Regions from separate parts of the Mus musculus genome. Here region 2 is linked to region 1. The links are chromatin loops, found by intact Hi-C in ENCODE. Cell type or tissue: left cerebral cortex. All regions are shown on one strand. Links, peaks and the distances in the headings refer to the core of each region. The heading gives the core; the rest is flanking DNA.

Evidence for each region. Peaks named below come from ENCODE experiments on the same cell type or tissue, not always from the same donor. Only the 100,000 strongest peaks of a DNase experiment are listed, where the experiment ranks them.
Region 2: a loop joins it to region 1, with 1.8 times the contacts of the local background. A loop is called at or near these places in 1 of 42 quality-filtered maps.

What each region holds. Positions count from the first base shown.
Region 1 is chr14:32,812,858-32,820,747 of GRCm38, forward strand. It overlaps Tmem273 (transmembrane protein 273), which reads left to right. Exons shown (of 5, transcript NM_001163616.1): 5 at 3,990-5,111. The coding sequence ends at 4,014. Among named protein-coding and RNA genes, the nearest start is that of Fam170b, 17 kb to the right of the region's middle. In left cerebral cortex, for the core only: a CTCF peak has its summit at 3,901 (motif pointing left); no DNase peak of the experiment used is centred there.
Region 2 is chr14:32,886,425-32,891,577 of GRCm38, forward strand. It overlaps Vstm4 (V-set and transmembrane domain containing 4), which reads left to right. Exons shown (of 8, transcript NM_178791.5): 3 at 530-598. Among named protein-coding and RNA genes, the nearest start is that of Gm36674, 26 kb to the right of the region's middle. In left cerebral cortex, for the core only: no CTCF peak of the experiment used is centred there; DNase peaks (open chromatin) are centred at 2,613 and 3,015.

The DNA of each region.
Region 1 (7,890 bases), core at 2,356-6,355:
GTTTAGTATTTTATTTAAAACCCTTAATTTTATTTTTGAACATGTAAAACAGGAGCAAAGGCCAAGGACTACCTAAACATAAATGCAGAGAATTCTTTCTCTCCATACTGTTGAGATCTTTCTGCCTTGAGGTCATCATCTTAGTGGGTCCTGGTTGATTGAACCCCTGCCCTTGACCCTTTCACAAAGACATATTGAATTTTAAACACACACACACACACACACAAGTATATATTTATATACACACACATACATGCATACCTTAACAGACATATTGTGTGATATTTTAAGGTTTTTTAAAAATCCTGACCTGATTCACTGGCATTCATTCTGGTGTGGGATAATAGCTACAGATATAACTTGGTGTGTTACACAAATAGTATCCTCATTAAAAAAAAAAATCCAAACATTGGTTAAGTATAGTAGGTCATACCTATAATTCCAGAGCTGTAGGATTGCTACTTTAGAGACCAGTTTGAACTGGACAGCGAGTCCCTGTCTCAGAAACAACTGGTTGGTGCTGGAGAGCTGGCCCAGCACTTAAGGGCTTGCTGCCCCTCCAGAGGACCTGGGTTCAGTTCCCAGCGCCCATGTCCAGTGGTTCATAAGCACCTGTAGTTTGAGCTCCAAGGTGATCTGATGCACCTTTCTGACTTCCAAGTCACAAGCATGTACATGCGTATGTGCACATATGCACATCCTCTCGAAATAAATAAAGAAACAAGTCTTAAAGGAGTGCAAACCAGAGGGACACATGGCGGTATTAGACCCACCCTCATTTCTAGCCTAGTTTGCTCTCAGTCCCCACGCTTGCTTGGCTGTTTCTGGACTCAGCTACTGGTGGTGAGCAATGAGCAGATGCCACAGTGTGACCGGTGTGGTGGGTTCCAGGTATGCTTTGCATTCTGGCAGGCTGATTCCTCCCACCTTCAGCTTTCCCACACTGTACTCCCTCCTCAGGGAAACATTTGCTAACGTTAGTTCTGCAGCCTTGGGCAAGACTTTTCAGTCATCTGCAGAAGTTTGCCATGAAAATAAATGCCTTGGTATTTCATTGGGAGATATATTATTTTTATACGTTGATTAACTTCATTGTGACATTAGTCAGAAATCCATGGGGGGTTATAGTCTATTTTATTTTTGATTAATGAATGCATTAATCACGTATATTAGTGGGTTTGTATGCTGTCTCCGTTCATGCGTCCACCAGACACAATTCAAATGTTGTATGGATTTATCCCCCTCTCGTAATCAGAAATCCATGTTTGGGTTAACTTTTTTCTTAATGTCCACCTGTGTTCGAGAACATAAGTTTTCTGTGTCTAGCTCACTTCACTTAACACGATGCCCTCTGGCTCTACCCATGTTCCACATGTCATCAGCTTCCTTTGTGCTTTATGGCTGTATTCCTTGTGAATATATACCATGGTTTTATTATAAAGACACTCAATGTGTCTGTTCACATGTGTTTCATGAAAGTGTGTGGGTTTTATTCTAAGGTATTCATCTTTCTTGGTAAGTTCAATCTTAAGTATTTTGAACATCTTGCATGTTTAAGGTCTTTCCCATTGCTTCTCTGACCTGGCCTTTGAGTATGTATTACTCTGGTGGCACTCATGGATTCTTGCATCATTTGACTCCATTTCTCTTTGGTCTTTTTGTATTTTCACGACACCCTCTGGTCTGCCAAGTGCACTCCTTCTTTCCCAACTCTTACAGCACTACTTGCTCGCTCTTCTCTGGTGCATCTTAAACTGCCAGTGTTAAGTGATCGGAGACACGAGCACTCCATGCCCCGTGCCTGACCTTGATGGGAAATGCATTCGGTATCCACTGTACAAGAAGCCTGTTTTAGAGTGGGCTGTCAGAAAAGGACTTTACCCAACGTGTTTAGTGTGCCACTTCCTCATCAGTGAGACATTTCTGACAAAATCCAGGACCCATTCCCATATCCAAACGCCTTGAGGCTTTTCCTGGCTCACCAGATGCAAAAGCACATATTCACTTTATTTATCTATTTGTTTATCCTTCTCTTTTTGGTCTTCCTGTGATTTCTGGAGACAATATGGCAAAAAATTTTAGCTCAACGGTCACTCTAATTGTATGGTGTCCAAATTTTCTTGTTCTCTCTCTTCCTGCCCATGGCTGAGCAGCCTAATGCTGATATTCAGCGACACAGCTTATGTTGTCCCCGCCTCTGCCCAGCTTTCCTCTCACTGCAGGTTGTGTCGGGCTCCCAGCAGGCTATTGGCATCCACATTCACAGAGTTCTGACTCCTCTGAGAGGATGACCTTGTCCAGGAGGCACCTCCATAGCTCAGGGACGCCACAGCAAGGATGCTATCCTGCTTGAGTCATCTGTATCTTCACTGCTGAGCATGCTCAGGCACCAAAAGTCCTCTCCACAGCCCTGAATGGGCTGGTTAAACTCAACAGAAGTAGTGAGCTGTGTGCTCACCCTCTGCCTGTCTAGACCAGACCCTGCAAACTCCATGTTCTTTTGGACCATTCTCCTTTTCAGAGGGACGCGCTAGCATTTGACAGTGTTGGAAGCATTCTCTTCTTCACCTGCCTCTACCTCTTTCACCAGATCTTTTTTGATATTTATATTAGTGGATATTAGCTTTACAAAACAATGGGTTTCTTCCTGACATTCAGGGGGTGCATAGAGTGTACTTTGATCAGGTCACCCCCAACCTAGTTTGCTTTCTGTTGCTATGATATATAATCATGACTAGCTTGGGGAGAAAAGGGTTTGTTTCATCTTACAACTTCCAGTCCTTCTACAGAGGGAAGTCAGGGCAGTAACTTGAAGCGGGAGCCTGGAGATGGGACCTGAAGCAGAGGCCACAGAGGAAGACTTCTGACTGGCTTGCCTTCCAGGCTCACCCCACAAACCAGAGCCTATGGGATATATGTATTTTCTTACCTGAGGTTCCCTACCCTTGGATGAGCCCTGTTTATTGAGTCTCTTGTCAAGTTGACAGGAGACTAAGTGGCGCATTCCTGTTGCTCTCTTTCATGTGCCACCACACCATTCTTGTTTCCGGCTTGCCCACTATCATTGTCTGTTCTGCCGCTAAGCTCTGAAAGCTCAAGGACCACATGTGTCATGAGCTCCCAGGCACAGGCTAGGCAAAGATATGGCATCTGTTTTATGAACCTTTACTTGCCTTGTGCCATGCATGCTCTGCTCTGCAGTCTCCCTGCTATGGCTTCTCTTACACAAGAGACATCAGACACCATGAGATCGTTGCTGAACAGAGTCAATGAATAGCATTTGCAGTTAGGGAGCAGTCAGTGCAAGCATAAACGAGGCATTCGATTGTCGCTATAGATGATGCTTATGGAAAACAGTAGTGTTGGTGTGAATCCTGTCTCCTTCATAGAGATGTTGGTGATCTCCATGAAGATGTCCTGTAGCCAGGAGCTTTGTGCCCTAACCAGGTGTTTTTGTTAGGGTTTGGTTTGGCGACTTCATCTTTTCTTTCGTTTTCCTCCTTTTTTGTTTTTATTTTATTATTATTATTTTTTAATCATGGCTAGCGCCCTCCCTCCTGTCTGAGCTGATATAGACGCTAACAACTTGTGGTTTACAGCTGAGGGCGCATTTCCACTACATTCCCATAAGCCTCCTTACCTCCTTCCTCTTAGCATCTGCCCAGATCTGGACATGTTCTTTATATATGGACAGTGATACTTTGCCCAAATATTCTGGTTAACCTCAAGGAATGAGTCTCTGACACTACTGTATTAGAATGGGTGAAGCCTTGGGTTTGGCAAGTAGAAAAAAACAGCCTTGTGGCTGGTTATCTGGCTTCAGCACTGGCTGTAGGCATCTCTCTGTGTCAATCGAGGAGATGCCCTCTGGTGCTGACATCTGCTGGTGAGCTCCTCTCAAGTGCTCACTGTGCTACCAACACACAAAGCAAACAGTAAGAATGCGATTGCTCTAACTGTGAGTCTTCCACATTTCTGTCCCTTTCTAGAGATGCCCGGGAGATTGAGCTGTGAGCTGCGAGCTACATCAGAAGAGGCTTTAGGTACTTTGAGTCTGAACATCCAAGGCCAATGATGGATCATTACTTGAACTCAATATAAGAGCAGGTACTAAACGGACTACAATCGGCAGCCCCTGTGTCCCAAGGGAAGCGGTCGCTCCTGTTCTGGGAGAGTATCTGCGAGGGGAAGTGCTCGAATGGACAGCAGGGCAAAAGGAAACCCTGAATCTGTATTTCTCAACCTAGGTGCCCATGTAGGAGCTGGGCAGGCTTCTACAACAACATTGTGTCCACGTCAATGAAACCTCACCCCAGCATGGCTCATAGTCCAAGCCAAGACAGCTTCCTCCTCAGCACTGTGGGGCTGTTAGCATTCAGGCTTAGTTTTGTAGAACTCATGGCCTTGCAGTCTGAGCTGTCGGGAGATCCCCACTTTAAAGACAAACCGTGCAAGTATCCAGGGGAGCATCGAATTGATGAGTCAGTGTGCAATGCTTATCCACAGAAGAGTGACCTTCTGAGGGAACAGAGGACAGCCTAGGGGTAAGTGAGGAGAAGGACACTGACACCCCTGGGCAGGAGGAGATCCAGAGCATGCTGGCACAGTGCCTCACAGAGAGCGACAGGAATGCAGGCTCACATTGATTGCCACACACAACTTGGTGCTGATGGTTGCCTCGTGTCTGCATGAAGGATTCGGGAAACTTATACCCTGCTAGTCTCGTTATCAGGCTCTGGGAATGTTCCCTTGCAATTGAATCATTCCTGTCTTGGCAAACTCTGCTTTCCCAGTCTGCATGAAGGCAGGTGGTTGTGTGGTCTGGGTTTCCTCAGACAGGTTACCTTTATCCTGCTGTGGTGAAAGAGGAACTATTTTTCAAAACGAAGTGCCGCATTAAAATAACGTCTGGAGTCCCAGGGTGCCTTGTCCGCCTTGATAATGGTGCTACTCATTAGCAGTTTCTGTTAGCTGATCACCTGGAGCAGTTACATGGTACTCATAAGCAATCGTCCGTGTGTGAGATAGAATAAATCATCGTGTACTGGAGCTGGTAATTGATTTGTTTCTTTTAGCGCTGTTTTAATTAAAACATCTGGTTTGTGAACGGCAGGATCTCTCGTGAGCGAAGGTGGATGGCTATGGATTCTCAGTTCTTGTTTTACATTTTGTACGCACAATGCGGGGTCTTTCCTACCACTGCACCTCGAGACGTGTTTCCCAGACACGAGTTCGGTTTTCCTCCTCGTCCCCACATAAGCAGAGCCTTGTGATACTTAATGAAGAGGAAACTGAGGAAGGCATCACCCCCACGCTTACAACGTTGGATGAGCACTGTGCAGCAGGCTTTACTTAAGGCAAATGAAGATGGCTATGAGGTCACTGGGTGATGCGGTCTTATGGTACACTGTCATAGTGCGTTCTGTTCTTGGCTGAGCAGCGTCCCCACCTCAGGTGCTGGGGGTGGGGGCTGATGTCATGGATGGGGAACCACTGGCCATGAGACCTCCTGGCTTACTCCCAAAACCAAGTTCAATGGAAGTCCTTCTAGCTTTAATGGAAAACTCCCAGGCCCTTCTTGCTAGCAGCTCCCTCCCAGAGATGGAGCTCTAGAGGACCCCTCCCCACTTCTTCAGAGCAGCTTCCAGAGCGGAAACTCCAGAGGACAGTAGCTCTTGGAGATACTGGGGGCAACCTCAATGAACAGTGACAGTGTTGGAGGCTGGGTCTTGGGGGTAGGGGGGTGACTGTCTCACCCTATCATTTGAGAACATTGTAGCAAAGACCAGGCATGAAGTAAACTGCACTTTCCTGGCTTAGGAGACCATGGAATCCCCAAGTACATATGTCCCCCTCCAGTAGCTCCCCACAGGGTGGAGAACACCATAAAGGGCATGGAGAAGGGACTCAGTCTAGCTGTGGTGTGGAAACTGTAGGCCTCAGTACCTGAAGGAAGAGGAGGGAAGGCGACGGGATTCTCAGTAAATTAAAAATTATCCAAGGATGTGTCTACTTAGAGAAAATAAACACACACACACACACACACACACACACACACAAACACACACCTTCTACCATGTATTAAAAGTACATGCAGGCAATTCTAGGAAATGTGGTCAGGTTTATAGGTGATGCTGTAGTTTCCCTTTGCATCATCAAAGGCTGAAACCAGACACATGTAGACAAATTAGGCAGGTGGAGGTGGAAGTGTCAGCCTGGTTTCCAAATGAGCTAGGATCCCGCTATATCCTTGTCCCAGTTCAAGCAGGAGGGGAGTGCAGTTGTGGCTGAGCTAAGGCAGCAATGATATGAGAATGGATAGGTTGGGGCATAATAGAAAAGAAGGAGACTTAGCCCACTCCCAAGGTCAGCCAAGCCCACAGACTTAGGCTCGACCCACATAGCTAGGAAGGGTCTATAGCTGAGTCCTCTGTTTTAAAACTGGTGCTTGGGAGCCAGGAAGGGCTGGCTACATTTAGACAAACTGAACCTCACATTCCCCGCAGGGGTGGCCAGAGTTGCTGTGGAGGCTGTGCCTGAGAATTAGGGTTACAAACACATGTGTGGATGTTTATTCTGGAATGTGTTCAGAGTTCCCTGGGAGATCTGGTGAGATAGGGGGAGGGGAGCAGCAGACTGGAGGAGATGAAGGAGACAGGAGGGACAGCAGAGACAGGATGCTGAGCAGAGCCATGACATGAACACAGAAAAGTGGCCAGTGACAGCAAGCCTGAATGGGGAAGGGATATGGGGAGGGGGCTTGGGCTGCTCAGAGCACAGCCTGAGAACTGATTTTTTTCCTCCTGGGTCATTTGTCACAACTCAGAGTTGTCATACTAATTAATCAACCTTCAAAAGTAGGCCTTTGCATAAGCATATTGCTATCAGATGACATCTAAGTGGCACATCTCCAGGCCATGAAAGCAGAGAACAAGATTGTCCCTGAGTCCATATAAGCCCAGCCTTGCTGGTCAGTGTATTTAAGTCCAAGTGCTCATAGTCCTGAGTGTCAGACAACACTGTGCATGTGTGCATGCATGTGTGTGTGTGTGTGTGTGAGAGAGAGAGAGAGAGAGAGAGAGAGAGAGAGAGAGAGAGAGAGAAAGTGGTGTGGGAGTGTATATGTGAGGGAGTGTGTGTGAGTGTGTATAAGTGTGTGTGAGATGTGTGTGTATGTGTGTGTGAAAGAGTAAGTGGTATGTGAGAGAAAGTGGTGTGTGTGTATGTGAGAGAGAATGATGTGTGAGTGTGTATAGATGTGTGTCTGTGTGTGTGTGTGTGTTTTCTATTTGTGGTCCCTTACCTGTGGAGTACAGGATAGTGTGGTATGTGGGCTCTGTCATCAAATGCTGCTTTGCAAGCAAGACAAATTAACTGGCTTTTCTCACTTTCCTCATTTGTACAATGGGCTGAGATTTACGCTCCTCTGTCGTATCTTTGGGTTAATCAAATAAAATTGTGCATATAAATCTATTAACCTACTAGAACCCAGGTCGCTCTGGGTGAACATGAGCTATTACTTACTACTGATTTTGATCAGCGTCTACTGACTTCCAACATTCAAAGAAAGTGAGACAAAGGAAATGTTAGTCTTTTAAAGGCTTTAGATTTGCCCATCTATTGGGAAGGCTGTTAGCATCCCCACAGGATGTCCTCCCATTTGATTGTATCCTACAATGGTATGGTGCACAAGCCACAAAGAATGAGCGGATTACATACATTGCCACAAACCAAAGCCCCACACAATGTGTTTCCTTGGCTTTCACATGATGCTCTCATCCTGACCCAGGATCCATTCAGGATCCTGTATGGCGTTTAGTCATTGAATCTCTTCAGGGTCCCCTCCTCTTGGCTGCAGATGCATCTCAGAACTTGTTTGATGATGTAGAC
Region 2 (5,153 bases), core at 530-4,529, 72 kb after region 1:
TTGACCAACCATCAAGTAAAAGAAGGTGAAATAATCTCAGGAGAAGGAGCCTGCTGTCTTATAGCAGTGTCTTCCATACAGAATTGTCTCAGGGCCTCTTCCTGCCAATTCAGGACTCCAGGTGCTTCTGTCTAGGAATAAATACTGAGCACTGGGCAATGGAAAATACTAAACTCACAAAGGAAATGGTTACTTGGTTTTGGTACTCATCAATAAACTCTTTATATTTGAAAGTATGTGGGGCAGGCATGACTTCCATTAGGCTATACTTTGGCTTTGCCATTCTCTGGCTTTTAAACACAGACAGCTTTCTTTGCCTGTTCCGAGGCCCAGGTCTCTCCACTTTTGGTGGAAGCCATTATTTTTCTCCTTGGTATCTGGGTTGTGAAGACTTAAGGCAGTTTTGTCAATGTAGACTTTATAAATTTAAGTGACATCAGTACCGTATGGCAGCATTTGTGGGGTTACAGTGTGGGTCAGGGCTGTGAGTTGCCGTGCGTCATGTTATCTTGTATCTTTGTGCTTACAGTGATCTCCCTCAAAGCTGGCGAAGATTCATCATTTGAGAAAAAGAAGGTGACTTGGGCATTTTTTGAAGGTAAGTCTGGTGTCTTGATGCAGCCTCATTTCTAGCCAGAAAGAAAGGGATAGAAAAAGAGAAAGAAAGGATTCAAGTCTCTTAGTGTTTTCATAGCATCAAGTTATATCCTGGACTGATCTTTGCAGGAGTGAAATGGTAATTACGAGTGGTATCCTCCACAGTGGACAAGTGGGGGTGAAAATCTTACTCTGCCCACTTCCATTTGTTTCCTTGTTTCACTGCCCTGTACTTCTCCTAGGTGATACTGAGGAAGGTCTTCCTAGGGATGTGCCATTAAAGAATACATCCACCAGAATTGCCTTTAATTTCTGGTTGCTTTAGAAGTTTGGGGTTCTAAAAAGTTTGAAAGCTATATGCAAGTTATCTTCACCTCATGTTAGAATCACACAGGGGGCTTTAAAAAACAGGGATGCTTGACCATCCAGAGAGATTCTGATGTAGGTGGAAACGTGTGCATACTTCCCCATTTGACTCCAGCTTGCTGCAGGCTAGAATTCATGGCCTCTGAGACTGCTCAGAGGCAGTCCTACCCTGGAGCTTGTCTTGAATGCAGGATTAACTCTGAGATGGTCCCTTATGCGTTGGGAAGGACTGTACATCTAGTATTGACACACTCTGTAACATGATTTGAATCTCCAAGACACTTGGTATAACACAAACCTCTGGCATCCATTCAAGTATGAGTCTTGGAGTGGAGTTTCCAACAGTGGTGATGCTCTGTCACTGTAGGGGACATTTGCTGGTTTCAGGGACAGTTTTGGTTGCCTCAAGTGTGGGCATGCCATGAAAAGCCTAAGAATAGAGACAATGCACAGAACAGCCCCCACATCAGAAGACCCCCCCCTCCGTAAGAGAGGTTATAGGTCTCTGCCTCAAAGAAAGGACAGTAGAGAAAGGGTCATCGCAAAGTAACTGAGGAATGTGACCAGAAGCAATGACATCATGCACTCTAATTTCTCAGGCAGAGTTATTGACATCAAGGGGGCAAGGCAGGACCTTTAGAAGGATTCCATCTTGTGAAGCCTTTGGGTTGATTGATGAAGAATGGGCTGGTCAAAGGATCTAGTAACAGGTGTGTGTTTGGCCTCACTACCACGTGTGTGTGTGTGTGTGTGTGTGTGTGTGTGTGAGAGAGAGAGAGAGAGAGAGAGAGAGAAAGAGAGAGAGAGAGAGAGAGAGAGAGAGAGAAAGAGAGAGAGAGAGAGAGAGAGGAAGAAGAAGGAGGAGGAGGAGGAGGAGGAGGAGAGGAGGAGGAATAATTAATCTTATAGGGAAAGCATAGAGATTCAAAGCTACTTTTCCAGTAGCCTGTTAGAAAGACACCATATATCTTTGAAAAATTCCTTTCTAATTGTGAACATGATTGGCTAACCATACACTGTGACGTAACCACTCAGTTTGCCAGGACTTACTGCTTAGTTTAATAGTTATAAGTAGTTGGGGTTTTTTTTTTTTTTTTCTTTTCAGATCACATTTTATCCAATAATGCATCTTTGTATTTTGGAGCTTTTTTCTATACTTCATAGTTGTTTTTTTCTTTTTTTTTATAACTTTCTCCAAGCAAAGCAGTCCCTGGTTCCCTCGCCCTCTGTCTCTCATTTGACTTCCTCTTGGGCAGAGATAAAAGTGGCTCTCTTCCCCATAGGGAGAAGCTGTGGGGAAAAGGAACAAGGTTTTCTCTTCTCCTTGCAATTGAGTAAAATTGAGGCAGCCTGGCAGAGCTTTATCTATGTCTCCAATGCTGTCTTGAGCACTGGTGCTAGCAGGCCTGGAGAGGTGGACATGTCTGCAGGATTCTCTAAGGAAGCTCACTCCAGGGTAGCTGCTTCTATGCCTTCTTTCCCTGTGCAAAGGAGGTGGAGGTGGTGGCCATGTTACTGGAAGCAGCAGCAGCAGCAGAGGCAATGTCCCCGTGTTCTGCCTTTTTAGCCCACTGTTGCTTTGGCAAGGTCAAGGATGTAGTTGAAACTCTCTGGCACAGGATCGCAGGCCTTTTGCCCTTTTGTTCCTGATTGGAAGAGCTTCAGTGTGGGTTGTAGACAGATATCCACCCTCCTGGGGCTTAGCTAGGCCTGGCTGTGTGCCTGCCCAACAAAACAAGCATTGATTGTCAGGGCTCTTGATGAGATATTGGAGTGAGTTAAAATCCCTCAGGGCTATCACTCAGGTATTTTGCCCTGAGCAAGATGGTATTACAGACTGCATTAAAAAATAGTGGAAGTACACAGAGTTTTATTGCCGGAACAGCAATTCCCCAGGCTCTTGCCTTTGAACTGGAAACATAGATAGAACACTGACCCTGGCTTTCTTGACTGCTGCTGTGGTGCGTGTGGAGTTCGGGGGTGGGGAGGGGGTTGGTTGTGTAAAGGAATGCTTGGGTCACCCAGTTTCAAAGCAGCTCTGCATAGTCTGTTGGGTTGCCAGGCAACAGGTACTTTGTCCTGTCTGGCTCAGTTGGCAGTCTGGGAGGATGGGCAGAAGCTGGCACAGTAATATTGTCACCCTGTGTTGGCCTCCCTGTGGTGTGCACAGCCCCTGAAGCCTGCTGGCCCCGCCATCTGCTTTGGAGAGACCTGGATTTTTTTTTCCAGCTTGTCTATAAATGGCAGTGGTGCCTTTAGCAGTTCAGTGGCAAAAGGCAAAATCACAAACAGATTTAGGGACTAGAATGTGATGTTTTCTATTGCTGTTGAGTGTGTGGTTATAAATAATGTTTGTAATTTATATATTCATTTACTTCGCATTTATTTATTCATTGGTTTATTTATTTGGACAGAATGAAGTCCAGTACCCTACACAGTCTGTGCTTGTACTTTACCATGAAGCTAAATCCTCAGTCCTATGTAGTCATTCATTCACTCATTCATTCATTCATTCATTCATTCATTCATTCATTCATTTTGGGTGCTGAAGAACTGACCTACGGCCTCATGCATACTATGAGCACTCTATCATCAAGCCACATGCCCCAGCCTCCCTCCCATGTAGTATTTAAAAGCTGGGTTTAGACTTAGTTAAGTGCAGAAGTTTTGTTGAGTTTGGGTCTAAAGGTTTAATTTCACTCTTCAGACAGTGTTATTTGGTTAGGCTCGAGTTTTGAAACTTTTTTGGGCCATCTTTTATAAATAGATCAGATGTGACAATAAGGTGACCTCAGGCCAGCATGCCAGCCTGAGAACAATGCCTAGAACACAGGGCAACTTGCCTACACTGTCACTGTGAAAAGGTGACACTGGTGGCTTCTGGTTTTGTGACACTGGCTTTTGGTTAGCCTTTGCCTGTAAAGAAAACTGGGTTCAGTAGCAGAGTCACTGTTTTGAACAGGTTTGCCATCCTTTATGGAGTAAAAGAAATGGTTGTCATGGAAGACACAGTGAGGGCTTCCCAGTCTCTAGTGCTGCCTGGTCCAGGGACAATGGATGTGCCGTTTTTCTCTGCATGGGAAGTGACACCTTTGAAGGATTCTAAAGCTCCAAGGGTTGAGGAGAACGTATCCACTGCAACCCGTGCATGAAGACCCACGTGCAGATGGGTGGAGCCCGCTGCTGTGTGTGCATTGCCCCCCCAGAGCTTCTGCACTTGGAGCAACAGAGCATTACAGAGTGGCCAGTTGTGCAGCCACAGCTGCCTGTGGAGAGCCATGTCTAAGCAAGATCAGAAACTACAACTACACCTTGAGTTCTTTGCCTCCCACTAGAGTAGAGCAGGCCCCAGATGTGTGTGCTGTGTATAGGCACGCCTATTGAGAATGATAAACCTCAGAGATCGCCTGAAGCCTTGTTCCTCCGTGGTCCCTTCAGTCTAGAAACCATCGAGAGAGAACATGAATGAGCAGACAGGCAGATGAGGATGCTTTCATCCTGGGGCATAGAAACAGTAAGACAGTTTTCTCTTCCCATCCAAGAACAAAATAGAAGCCAAATTACCCTGTCTTTTTATGGGGGCTCACATCTGAATCCCTTAGAGACGGGCTTTGTCTCCGTTTGCCCCAGTTCTGTCTGGCCCAGCAAGGCAATTGGGTTATTTACCACTTTTTAAAAATTCATACCAGCCAAGTTCCTGGGGTAATATGCCCAAGAGTTAATAAATCGGGACTGGCTGTGGGAGGTCACAGGATTTGGGCTGTCCTGTATCCTGGTATCCTGTCCTCAGTCTGCATCTGTGACCTCAGCTGATCATGAGTTGTCTCTCTCAGAATCCACAAGTCCCCTTGTTGAGTTTCACATTGTTGAAATGGAGGCACAAGCCTATCCTCTCTAACCAATCCACTCTACCAGTCATTAAAGACCCACACAAGGACACATGTGCTTCTGTACAAAAGCAGTTGGACATTACTACCAGGGAAAGGCCATTCTCTTTTCAATTAGAGCTCCTTACATCCCGTGACTTTCCATCCACAGTAACCTGGCTTCCATCAGGACTTTCCCAGTAGCATGGGTGGGAAGACCCGATGGTTGCTTATGAAGAGCATTTGATGCATTAAAGAACCTCCCCACAGTGCTTCATTCTTGCACTTAGAACTCTTCTTCCAACTCCCCTCTGCTTCCACTGT